Linked DNA regions of Mus musculus: region 1 is linked to region 2. A link is a contact called in ENCODE Hi-C or POLR2A ChIA-PET data. All regions are on one chromosome and are shown on one strand. Each heading gives the region's core, a stretch centred on a gene start or an enhancer-like site at or near the end of the contact. The rest is flanking DNA. Distances are from core to core; before and after follow the strand shown.

What was found. A loop is a pair of places that touch in the nucleus more often than their neighbours do. ChIA-PET counts read pairs that join two places held with the same protein, here RNA polymerase II (POLR2A).
Region 1: a loop to region 2 is called in a map of heart, with 2.2 times the contacts of the local background. The contact joins the promoter of Mfn2 here to the promoter of Miip in region 2. A Hi-C loop is called at or near these places in 5 of 37 maps with a recorded cell type or tissue (gastrocnemius, heart and v-Abl transformed pro-B cells). POLR2A ChIA-PET finds 5 or more read pairs at or near these places in 3 of 5 experiments (Patski and embryonic stem cell).

What each region holds. Positions count from the first base shown.
Region 1 is chr4:147,901,536-147,907,446 of GRCm38, forward strand. Mfn2 (mitofusin 2) reads right to left here and starts at 3,374. Exons shown (of 19, transcript NM_133201.3): 1 at 3,123-3,374; 2 at 1,820-1,962.
Region 2 is chr4:147,866,193-147,871,761 of GRCm38, forward strand. It overlaps Miip (migration and invasion inhibitory protein), which reads right to left and starts at 2,527. Exons shown (of 10, transcript NM_001025365.2): 1 at 2,177-2,527; 2 at 43-227. The coding sequence starts at 165. Fv1 (Friend virus susceptibility 1) reads left to right here and starts at 2,787. Exons shown (of 1, transcript NM_010244.3): 1 at 2,787-4,166. The coding sequence starts at 2,787. The coding sequence ends at 4,166.

The sequences.
Region 1 (5,911 bases), core at 2,124-4,623, 36 kb after region 2:
TCTTCTGGAGTGTCTGAGGACAGCTACAGTGTACTTACATATAATAAATAAATAAATCTTTAAAAAAAAAAAAAGCCCCCAAAGAGCCCTTACTATCTGGGGTTTTGCCTGCCAGTTCTCTTCCCCACAGGGTGGTGGGAGGAGGCTGACTTCCTGCTCCTCTTCTGGAAAGCCCTAATCAGAGGGCCCAGCTCCAATATCAGTTAGTTACAATAAATGGCATATTCTGAGGGGGTTTTTTTGACACCCTCAAAGTGCTCCCAGTTTTTTGTTTGTTTGTTTGTTTTTTGAGACAGGATTTCTCTGTATAGCCCTGGCTGTCCTGCAACTCACTTTGTAGACCAGGCTGGCCTCGAACTCAGAAATCCGCCTGCCTCTGCCTCCCGAGTGCTGGGATTAAAGGCGTGCGCCACCAAGCAGCATTTCCCAAAGAGTAATCCCTAGAACTCTAGCTGTACCCAATGGTCCATGCGAAAAAAGTTCCTGTGGACATCAGTATGCAAAATACTATATAAAAAATCACTTCTGTGCACACGACTGTGGCAGAGACCTGGGAAGAAAGGAAGACTTAAACATAGTGTCACTGCAACTGCTCTGCATCCAGCTAGTTGTTCAATGAGGACACTTCTTAGGTGGGCCTGATGGGGCACTACTGTATTCCTAGCACTTAGGAGATGGAGGCAGGAGAGTCACTAGTTCAAGGCTGGGTTGCTGCTACCACATCCAACAACCTAAATCCAGTTCTCTGAAACCACATGGTAGAGAGAACAAATTCCCACAAGTTGTGTGACCTCCACATGTGCACTGTGACACACGCACGCACGCACGCACACACAAAATAAATCTGGAAAAAAAAACAAAAAACAAGAAAACAGAGCTTAAGGCCATCCTCAGTTAACCAGGGAGTTCAAGGCCAGCAGGGGTTTCATGTGACCCTGCCTGTCTCAAAAGAGAGGGAACAAGGACTGAGAAGAGACTTCTAACAGGCTTTAAAATTCTAAGGATCAGCCCAGCAGTGGCGGTGCATGCCTTTAATCCCAGTGCGTGAGAGGCAGAAGCAATCAAATCTCTGAGTTCAACCCAGTGAGTTCCAAGACAGCCAGGGATATAGAGAAACCCTGTCTGAAAAAGCCAAAAAATAAAGAGATAAAATTCTAAGGGTCGCAGTTTAGGGAAGTTGCAGGAACACCATAACAGCATTATAAACTTAAGATCAGAAACAAACACAACCCTGAACAAAGACCCAGTACAGCCCTCGAAGCCCATCAGGAGCTTTGCGTTGACCCAGGCTATTAGTGGAGGAGTATTAGGTGTTTGCACAGCAGTAGCAAAAATCAGTGCAAGGTGCCTGGATCTCAGGTGTGGCTCCCTGAATCCACACCACCTCCTTACCCAGTTTATATGCAGCAACTCCTAGCAGAGAAAACAAAACGGGTCCAGAGATCGTCTGTTGTACAACTGGAACAGAGGAGAAGCTGAGAAATTGAAACGAAAGAGTACAGAGGGTAAAGGGCACAGCAGACTCTTGGAGCCATGATAAGAATCCAACCCCTGCCAAGCAGAGACGGAAAGGAGCCAGCACAGGGACAAACAAACAAGGAGGAGAGGGACAGATCCTGGCCATGCTTTGAACTGTCAACCAGTGAAATCCCCGTGGAAGCAGAAAGGAGATACAGCAGCTCCTTCCGACACAAGTTGGAAGCCACGAGCTCTGTGCTCCAGGATCCACTCCGAGAGACTCGCCAGCCGAGAGCCAGCAGAACACACCCTTTTGCTCTTCATCTAGATCCATGGTGGCCAAACCACAGCTCTCACTTACTTTCTAGCTGGTAAGAGACCTTCACAGGTTGGGCATCGTGGACATGGCTGGAGTCAGAAAGATGAAAAGGACTCGAGGTCTCCTCTGTGCTGATTCAGGTCCAGGTTGGCCCCTGATGGTGTTGACTCCACCTGTCCAAGCTTCTGGAAAGGAAAAAGGCAGAGGTCACTGGGCCACCAGGAAAGAAAATGCAAAATATGTTTAATCAGGTGTTAAAGCCAAACTAACTCATCCCTGAGGGAAGCTTACTCATTGCGGTGTTGAGGAAGCAGGTGAGGAAGTGTGTGTGTGGAGGGGGAGGAGACAATAACAATGACAATGAGACAAACACATTAGCCGTGTGCTAATATATTAAGCCATGTGCTAATGCAAGGCACCAAAGAGGTCCTCGCTAAGACACAGCCAGAGAGAGAAGGGAGCTGAATCAGGCCAAGGCCTGGCCTTCAGGACTGGGGAACTGCCAACTAGAAGTGGAAGGGGAGTGGAGAGGAGAGGAAGAAAAATAGACCTGACAAAGGCCAGAGTATCCCTGCTACTGTAAAGTCTCTCCTTCCATTCTCAAGTCTATGGAGCAAACTTGGTCTCTACAGTACTAGGAAGATGTATAGAGCCAAGCAGCCAAGCTAGACACCAAACTACACTAGCTGTGACTCCAAAGCTCACTTGTGTTTTCCTACCTAAGACAAAAAGGGGACAATCAAGAGTCCTTTTCTGACGAAGGGAGAGATGATTGGCAAAGCTAGAAAACAGGATAGAAAAGTACTACAAGAGATGGAGGCCAGTAGTGTTGCCTTTCTCCTTCCAAACAGCTATCTTTTTCAGTATTCACTGTGGCCTTTCAATGTGTTAGGTGCTAGGGTCAGGGACGGATTAAGAATAGCTCCAACCCTCAGAGTCTTAACGGTGCAATGAAAAGGCATATAAGTAAAAAGACTTCCACCGTAAGTGGGGTACAGTGAACCGGGTGCTGAAAAAAAAAAAATGCTGGCAAAAAAAGAAAAGTACTGGATGAAAACCGGGAATGGGTCAGGGACCTTGAATGGAGATCACAGGGCTGAGACATCAGGGTGTGGGGAGCTGCGAGGAGGAGCCCACCTCCCAGCCTTCAGTCCGGTGGCCCGCCCCCTCCTCAGAGCCGAGCAGGGCTTGACGGCGAGGCCGCAGCAGGGGAAACGCCCGTGTGACCCGAGCCTGAGCCCGAGGCCCAGAGGCCCCAGAGGCCCAGCGTCCTAAGCCGGGTGGCTCAGGACTCTCCCGGCCCGGGCCTGCCGGTTCCACCACCCCGGCGCGCTCGCCCTCTCACCTTCACCTTCCCGGCCTCGCGGCGGCCATCACACCCAACACGTCACTAGCCGGCGCCACACCGAGAGAAGCGGGAGGGGAGGGGGCTGCGCTCGTCACTCGCCCCGCTGCAGCCCGGACGAGCCGATGGCCTCTGAACGCTGTCACCTCAACCTTACCACTCCTATACCACAGTGTCTAGGAACTCCGCGCTCCAAAAGGAGCCCCCGCGTGCCTGGTAACCGTCCCGTGTCTCGTGCAGATGACGTAAGCTGTAGGGTGGGGCTCCCAGCGCGTCATGGGAGTTGTAGTTTGGATCAGCGTCCGTCAGGGTGGGGTAGGGCGGAGCCTCGAGCTGTCAAGCAGGGGTTGGAGGGGTGGGAGAACGGGACGGGGGTTGGGGGAGGGGAGAGGGTGGACGGCGGGGAGGGGAGCGGGCAGGACACGACAAGGGTACCGATTAGAGGTTTGCGTGCGCCTTTTTTGTTGTTGCGCCTTTTTTGTTGTTGCTGCTCCAGAATTTGACCCTGTATAACACCTGTCAGTTTTGAAATCCAGACTCGCATTTCATAATCCGAGTGTCTTCAAAGGGAACAAACAGACCGTTAGGGTGAAGTAATTGTCCTTCAGTTGCCTTTGAGGCAACTAAACAGCAGCCACAACGCATCAGGCAGCTACTAGGTGACAGTCATTGCACTGGCTATCTAACATGCAGTTTTTAATTTTCACTCAGTCCCAGGACATTCAGGACATGATTATCCAACCTCACATGCCATTCACTGGCCCCTCATTTTGTTCCAAGAACTGGGATACTGCATTGGACCCCAAGCTGGGAGGGCTCCAAGCCTGGGCTCTGTAGTAACACCCACCAGCCACTTGTAGCTACTGAGACCCTGAAATGCAGCTGCTACAAACTGAGAAATGCCCCAATGTTTAATATAAAAAGAAATGCAAACTACCTTATTAGTAATTTTATATTGATGTGTTGTTATAGCTTTGGATAAACTGGGCTAAATGAAATACATTATCTTAATTAAATCGCCCCCCCCACCCCGTTTCTTCTTACTTCTAAAAGTAGAGCTAATAGTGGCGGTCACAAAAAAGGCTCAGTAGGTATAAATGGCTGCTACCAAGCCTGACAGCTTGAGTTCCATCTCCAGGAACCCACACGGTGGAAGGAAAGAACCTGCTCATAAAATGTTGTCCTCTAACCTCCGTACAAGAGCCAGGGCACGTGTACATCAACCACACACGATAAATGAATATGGTTGGGGCCTAGAGAGATGGCTTTTACAGAGGACCCAACACCTACATGTTAGCTCACATCGGTAACTACAATTCAGGGGATCCAGTGTCCTCTCTGTCTTCCAGGGGGAACCAGGCACACTTCTGATACACTTCCATACATGCAGGCAGCATCCCATACACATTAAATAAAAACAACAAGCCAAGTATTTAAAAGCAGATAATATGGCTAGCTGAATATTTTAACTGTGTCTGTGGCCCATGCGACCTTGCTTTTGTTTGTTTGGGGGCAGGCTTCCCACTATGTAGCCCAAACCAGCCTTGAATTGATGATCTTTTTACTCTGCCTCCCAAGGGCTAGGACTGTAGTCATCTCACTGACACACCTAGCTGCCATGTTATGCTTTCTACCGATTGGCACTGCCCTATAGCCAGGGTACAGTCATGCCACAAACAGCCTCAGAGGTAAATCAGCACGCCGGTTACGAGTCTCCAGAGAGGTGAGTCATGGGAGCTGGCCTGTAGTCACTGCCCATAGGGCAGCTTCTTGTCTGGAACATCTGACTCTGAACTGGAGAGACACACCCAGCACTTGCCTTGGGGTATAGTGTGCGCTAAGTATCTCCTCCTCCATCATCTCCAGCCTCCCCAGGGAATTCTTTGAGTACAAAACTGAAGACTGTTTCCTTTCCCTTTGGCAGAATCTTACTCAAGCCAGAGGCTTGGAGGAGCTTTCCCAAACTCTCTCCTGTCCATTCTGCCTCTGCTGTAGCCTCCCTGAAAGCTTTGGCCTAGGCTCCCATCCCAACCTGGACAGAAGAGGGAACTTCTGAGCCCATTCCCAGGCTTCTAATCTTACATTCCACTTGGGCTTGCCTAAACCAGAACTCCAAACTGTGAGGCTCTTCCTTTAACCCCTCAATGGCAAGGTTCCTCCAGTACTGCAGACTGCCACTAGAAATGGGTCTAGCGAGTACTGGGGTTCAACTGCAGGGGGCTTTTCTTATGTCAGTTATTCCTGTTTTGATCGACTTTTCCACTGTGTATATGAATTGCACATACCAGAAAATGGTCACTATTAGAAACAACCCTGGACAGGACATGACGGTTCATGTCAGTCATCCCAGTACTCAGGGGTTGAGGCAGGAGGATCACAGGTGAGAGGCCAGCCTGGATTACACAGGAAACTTTGCCACAAATGAACAAAACTCAAGAATCCTCTACAAGGCATACATTGTTTTTAATTTTTATTATTAGTGTGTGCGTGCACACTCGCGAATGATGTATGTAGGGGGTACATGTGTGGAGTCAGTTCTTTCTACCCTTTACATGGCAGTTCTGGGAATCAAACTCAGGGCATCAGGTTTGTTCAGGTGACTGCCGGATGAGCCGACTCACCAGCCTCAATGTACACAATTCCTGAATGACTGGTTGTTTCCAACTGGAGTACTAACTCCTTTCACCTACTTCTATGGTCTGAATGTGTTTGATATCTGTGCTGGTCAGTTTTGGGGTTGTTTGTCTACTTGACACAAGATAGACTCATCTGAATAGGGTAAATCTGTA
Region 2 (5,569 bases), core at 1,277-3,776:
TCTTTCCTCGACACCTGGGCATTACCAAGTTTAGCCACCTACCCCTGATGCTGCTCTCACCACCGACCGACACATGGCTTCGTGCCCAGCCCAAAGCTGCTTCAGGAGCTCCAGGCTAAGCAGCCGAAGCCGAACGGGGTCTTTAGTCTCTGCCATATTGGGCATGCGGGCTTCTCACAGTAATGTCACTGTCTCTGGGCTGCAGAGGTGCTGACCCTAGGTTCCACCTGAAGTCAAAACAGCAATGACAAGAAAAATGAGGGAGGAACCCTGCCACACAGGCCTAGATTAAGATCATCACCCTGCAGCCTCACCCTGTTTACTTATTATCCTCTCTGCTTCCTTGCCTGCCAAGAGACGACAACTCCCACTGGGCCTTCCCTATGTAATCTAATTCCTGGGGCCTGTGAGACGTCTCAATAGATAAAGGTGCTTGCTGCCAAGCTTGACGATCTGAGTTCAATTCCCAGGGCCTACAGAGTAGAGAGAACTGACTCTCATGAATTGTCTTCTTACCTCCATACATTCATGGGTCAGGGCATGTGCTTGCCCTATACCCACACATATAAGAACTTATTTTTAATATTAATCTGACTCCTTTATCATATAGAAAAGACTAGTGCAGCATGCTAATTTAAAGCTTAATGACTTGTGCTATTGTGCAGGGCAGGGGAGTTCGACCCTGAGTGGTGACAGTTAGGGGGCTTTTAACAGCTAGCTGAGGAATTGGGAGGAGTTGGGAGGAGAGTTGATAGGAGTTAGGAAGAGTTGGGAGGAGAGTTGGGAGGAGTTAGGAAGAGTTGGGAGGAGTTGGGAGGAGAGTTGGGAGGAGTTAGGAAGAGTTAGGAGGAGTTAGGAAGAGTTGGGAGGAGTTGGGAGGAGAGTTGGGAGGAGTTAGGAAGAGTTGGGAGGAGTTCTCTTCCGGGTGTCCTTGGTGAAATTTACAAGGCAGGAGTGGGGAGTGAGTTCTTTCTGAATTTTTATCTCCGTGTCATTGGCACAGGAAGGTAGGCATCTCTGGTTGTAAAGTATAGAAACAAAAAGGCTTTTTGCTGGCTATAGAGAACAAAGAGCTTTTTTCTGGCTGCATTTTTAGAGATCAGGGAAAACAAGCTTGGGGAACGTCTAGGGGCTTTACCTTCCAGGGAGAAACGCTCTAAGTCGGGGTCTCATACTATCTGGAGCTGGCACTGAACCCAGAACTGGAAGCATTAAGCCTTTTTCTCTGCCACAAGTCTTCTCCTGGTCAATTCATTTCTTTGCTTTTCTTTCTTTCTTTCTTCCTTTCTTTAATTTGCATGTATATCCCAAGGTCACACAGCTACTAAATGTCAAAAGCAGGGTTTGAACCAAAATGTAGGTTCCTGCTTGTTGTGCAGTGGCTACTTCCCCTGACTTTCAAACTTCTCCCTGATGGTGGGAGGAGAGAATCTCTTCAGAAGGCTGCAAATTCCTAGAGCTCCCTCCACAAGGTTGATTTAAACTATGTCCAGGGGAGAGCATTCTCAGATGGAGCTGCCTGAAAGCTGCGCGGGGGTGGATCAGAACCCGTGCTCGGTGGGACTGTCAGTGATGTAGCTGCCTTTGGGTCATGACCCCAATACGTACACTCCTTGGTTCACCCAGCCACACTTGGGTGGAATCGTTTCTCTGTTCTGTTGGCTGTGCTCTGGGGCAAATAAACCTTTGTTGACACATGACTCCCTATGAAGGGTCTGCACGGAGGAAAGCATGGCCCTGACTGGGACACAAACCCCACCCCCACCCCTTCTCCGGCCAGCTTTGGTCCTCAAAAATTATACTCAGGGGCTCTCTCTCTCTCTCTCTCTCTCTCTCTCTCTCTTTCTCAAAGATTTATTTATTTGTTCGGACACACCAGAAGAAGGCGTAGGATTCCATTACTGATGGTTGTGAGCCACCATGTGGTTGCTGGGAATTGAACTCAGTGGTTAAGAGCACTGAGCCGTCTCTCCAGACACTTTCTTTTGCTTCTGGAAGAGATGTCTGCAATATAAAGAAGCACTTCCCACTTCTCTTACAACCCCAGCCCAGACTCCTCCAGCCGAATCAGACCCCCCTATCCTTCCCAGCCCTGCCACCCTACAGGCCCCTGGAGACTTGGGTTTCGGAGCAGGCTGCAGGGGGCGAGCAGAGAAGACCCCAGCATCTCACTCACGCGCACTCAGGCAGGGTGCACACCGGGGCCTAGGCGCTTGCCCCTTCTCTACCGGTCTAGCGGGACGAAGGCACGCCTCTGTGGTCCCGAGATCAGCGGCTGCCATGGATAAAAGGACGCCAACGCTCTCCGCCCGAAAGCCCAGATTCCCAGCAGCCGGGGAATCCGCCTCCAGCAGGGGCGGAACCTCCAGTGGTTGTCCTAATTGGCTAAGGCTGGGGCGGGGCCTCCGCCGCTGTCCTGCTCGGCCAATTGACAGTGCCAGGACGCCTTATATTTGTTTCTTCGCATCCGGAAGCGGCAGTTTCAATATGGAAAGGAGGGGCTAATGGGACCTCATTGCTGATTGGTTAACTGTTAATGCTAATTCTACCAATTCAAATTGAGGACAGGCTCTGGTTGGTCAGTAGTACTCGGTTACGCAATTTCCGGATGTAAAGTCTCTAATGGCAGTGGATAGGTGGGGCTAGAGACTCCGGCAACTTTGACCTTTTCACGCGGACCCCACACTAGCAACTCCCCAGAGTGCTTTTGCCAGGGACGAACTGGAATTTGGATCCGAGGCTTGTAGGACGCAGTAGCCGAGTTCTAGGGAAACAAAAGTCTGAAGATGAATTTCCCACGTGCGCTTGCTGGTTTCTCGAGCTGGCTCTTCAAACCTGAACTTGCCGAGGACTCTCCGGATAATGACTCTCCGGATAATGACACTGTTAACCCATGGCGTGAGCTGCTGCAGAAGATAAATGTGGCCGATCTCCCCGATTCATCCTTTTCGAGCGGTAAGGAACTTAATGACTCTGTGTACCATACTTTTGAACATTTCTGCAAGATTAGGGACTATGACGCAGTTGGCGAGCTGCTTCTGGCATTTCTGGATAAAGTAACAAAGGAAAGGGACCAATTCAGAGATGAAATTTCCCAGCTCCGAATGCACATAAATGATCTAAAGGCTTCTAAGTGTGTCCTGGGGGAGACTCTTCTTTCCTACCGCCACAGGATTGAAGTTGGGGAAAAACAGACTGAAGCCCTCATTGTGAGGTTAGCTGATGTGCAATCCCAGGTCATGTGTCAGCCTGCCCGGAAAGTGTCTGCAGATAAGGTGAGGGCACTGATTGGTAAAGAATGGGATCCGGTAACCTGGGATGGAGATGTGTGGGAGGACATAGATTCTGAAGGGTCTGAGGAAGCTGAGTTGCCCACTGTCTTGGCCTCTCCATCCTTGTCTGAGGAAAGTGGTTATGCCTTGTCTAAAGAACGCACCCAGCAGGACAAAGCAGATGCCCCTCAGATCCAGTCTTCAACATCCTTAGTTACTTCTGAACCTGTCACCAGACCCAAGTCTCTGTCTGACCTTACAAGTCAGAAACACCGCCATACTAATCATGAACTCAATTCACTTGCTCACTCAAATCGCCAAAAGGCAAAGGAACATGCTAGGAAATGGATTTTAAGGGTGTGGGATAATGGTGGGAGGCTCACAATACTGGATCAGATTGAATTTCTCAGTTTAGGTCCTTTGAGCCTTGATAGTGAGTTTAATGTCATAGCCCGCACTGTTGAAGATAATGGTGTGAAGAGTTTGTTTGATTGGTTGGCTGAAGCATGGGTCCAGAGATGGCCTACTACAAGAGAGCTGCAGTCGCCTGACACCCTGGAGTGGTATTCTATTGAGGATGGGATTGAAAGGCTTAGGGAACTTGGAATGATAGAGTGGCTTTGTGTAAAAGCTACTTGTCCACAGTGGAGGGGCCCGGAAGATGTACCCATCACGAGAGCTATGAGGATAACTTTTGTCCGGGAAACTAGAGAGACTTGGAAGAGCTTTGTATTTAGCCTCCTCTGTATAAAGGACATAACAGTGGGGAGCGTGGCTGCTCAGTTGCATGATCTAATAGAATTAAGTTTAAAGCCAACAGCAGCTGGCTTGACTTCTGTAGGCTCTGTGGGGGTTCTCTCTCTCTCTCCCTGGAAACATCAAAGCAACAGTTAAAGAGCTTAAAATCAGGAGGAGCCCCCCCCCCCCCCCGCAGTGGAGACAGAGGACAGAGATGATTTTTTGCTTTCTTTCAACATAGATTTTAGAGCCAGAGGTGGGTTACCTTCCTATGATACCCCTGATGCGCCACAAACCCGAGAAGACTATTGCCACTGGTTGGTTGCAAACAGGAGCTAGATTGTAAGATCCCAACGCTGACAACATCACAGTGCCTTGAACCTAGGACGCAGGGGAGTAAGGCATGGACTGTGCTCAATGAAGGCTTCCTGCTGGCTGGCATTCCTAGTGCTAGAAAGTGCTGTGCAGATTACTGGTGTCCTTGTTTCCACTCAGCTATGGACTCTAAATGTTAATGTCATCAGCACTACAGGCAGCTAGCTGTAGGGGGTTGGGTTGGTCTGGTGCTGCTTGTAGTCAAAAGCTAAATTCTGTTTCCCAAGATCCGATTGCTCCAAGGTGAGCCGATCCTCACGTACTCCAGCCTTTCTTATAAACCTTACTCCCCAGTTTGAAACTATCGGTTAAATAAAACTGGTGATAACCAATTACTGGCGGGGGGGGGGGGGGGGGGAGTTTGAGTTACCGGACTGGTCGAACTAAGTCGAACTGATAATATAAAGCAACATTTGATTGTTCACATATGCTATGAGTAGATAGATGGTCTTCAAAAACCTCGGAGGCCACAGAAAATGGCATTTAAAGGTGTTTTTATTAATTTAAGGCCTTTTTGACATTGAGACATGTCAGCTCCTGGCAGCACCCCATTCGACTTGGAAAAGGAAGGATAAGCATTGAAGAATCTCCGTTAGGAGATGGATTCTAATGTAGCAAGTTGCCACTGGGCAAAGAAAATGCCTTATTCTCTCTGCAGATAGGATGCTGTCCAAAATGGGCGAATTGAAATGCAGGCGAAGTCGACTGCCTAACTCTGCCAAGACAGGGTACACAAGTCCTTCATATGCCTTGCTTCACAAATATGCCTGTCAGGTATACTGCCAGAAGGTTGAAGATGGATGCTCCAACATTATCTAGACAATTCTGGGGAACTGTCAGACAGCTATTTGTCTTCTCTGTAGCCTTGGAAGATGCTTGCCTGTGCTTCCTGCACACTCAGGCAATATTTATCCTTCTGATGTCTCTGATGGAATTGAAGACTAGATAGTTATAGTCTCACACTTAAGCTTAAGTTGTTTTGGATTTAAGAGGTTTTTAGGTCTAAGAAAATGTTTTTAGGTTAATGCATGTTATCACAAAAAATTATTTAGATACAAAACTCTGAACTCACCAAGATAGTATAGATGATACTTATCCAAAGGTTGCCAAATACAAACAAACTGGACTTTTTAAATGTAAGTCTTACCTAATCATTTTCATAATTGTTCCTACTTTATGTTGTT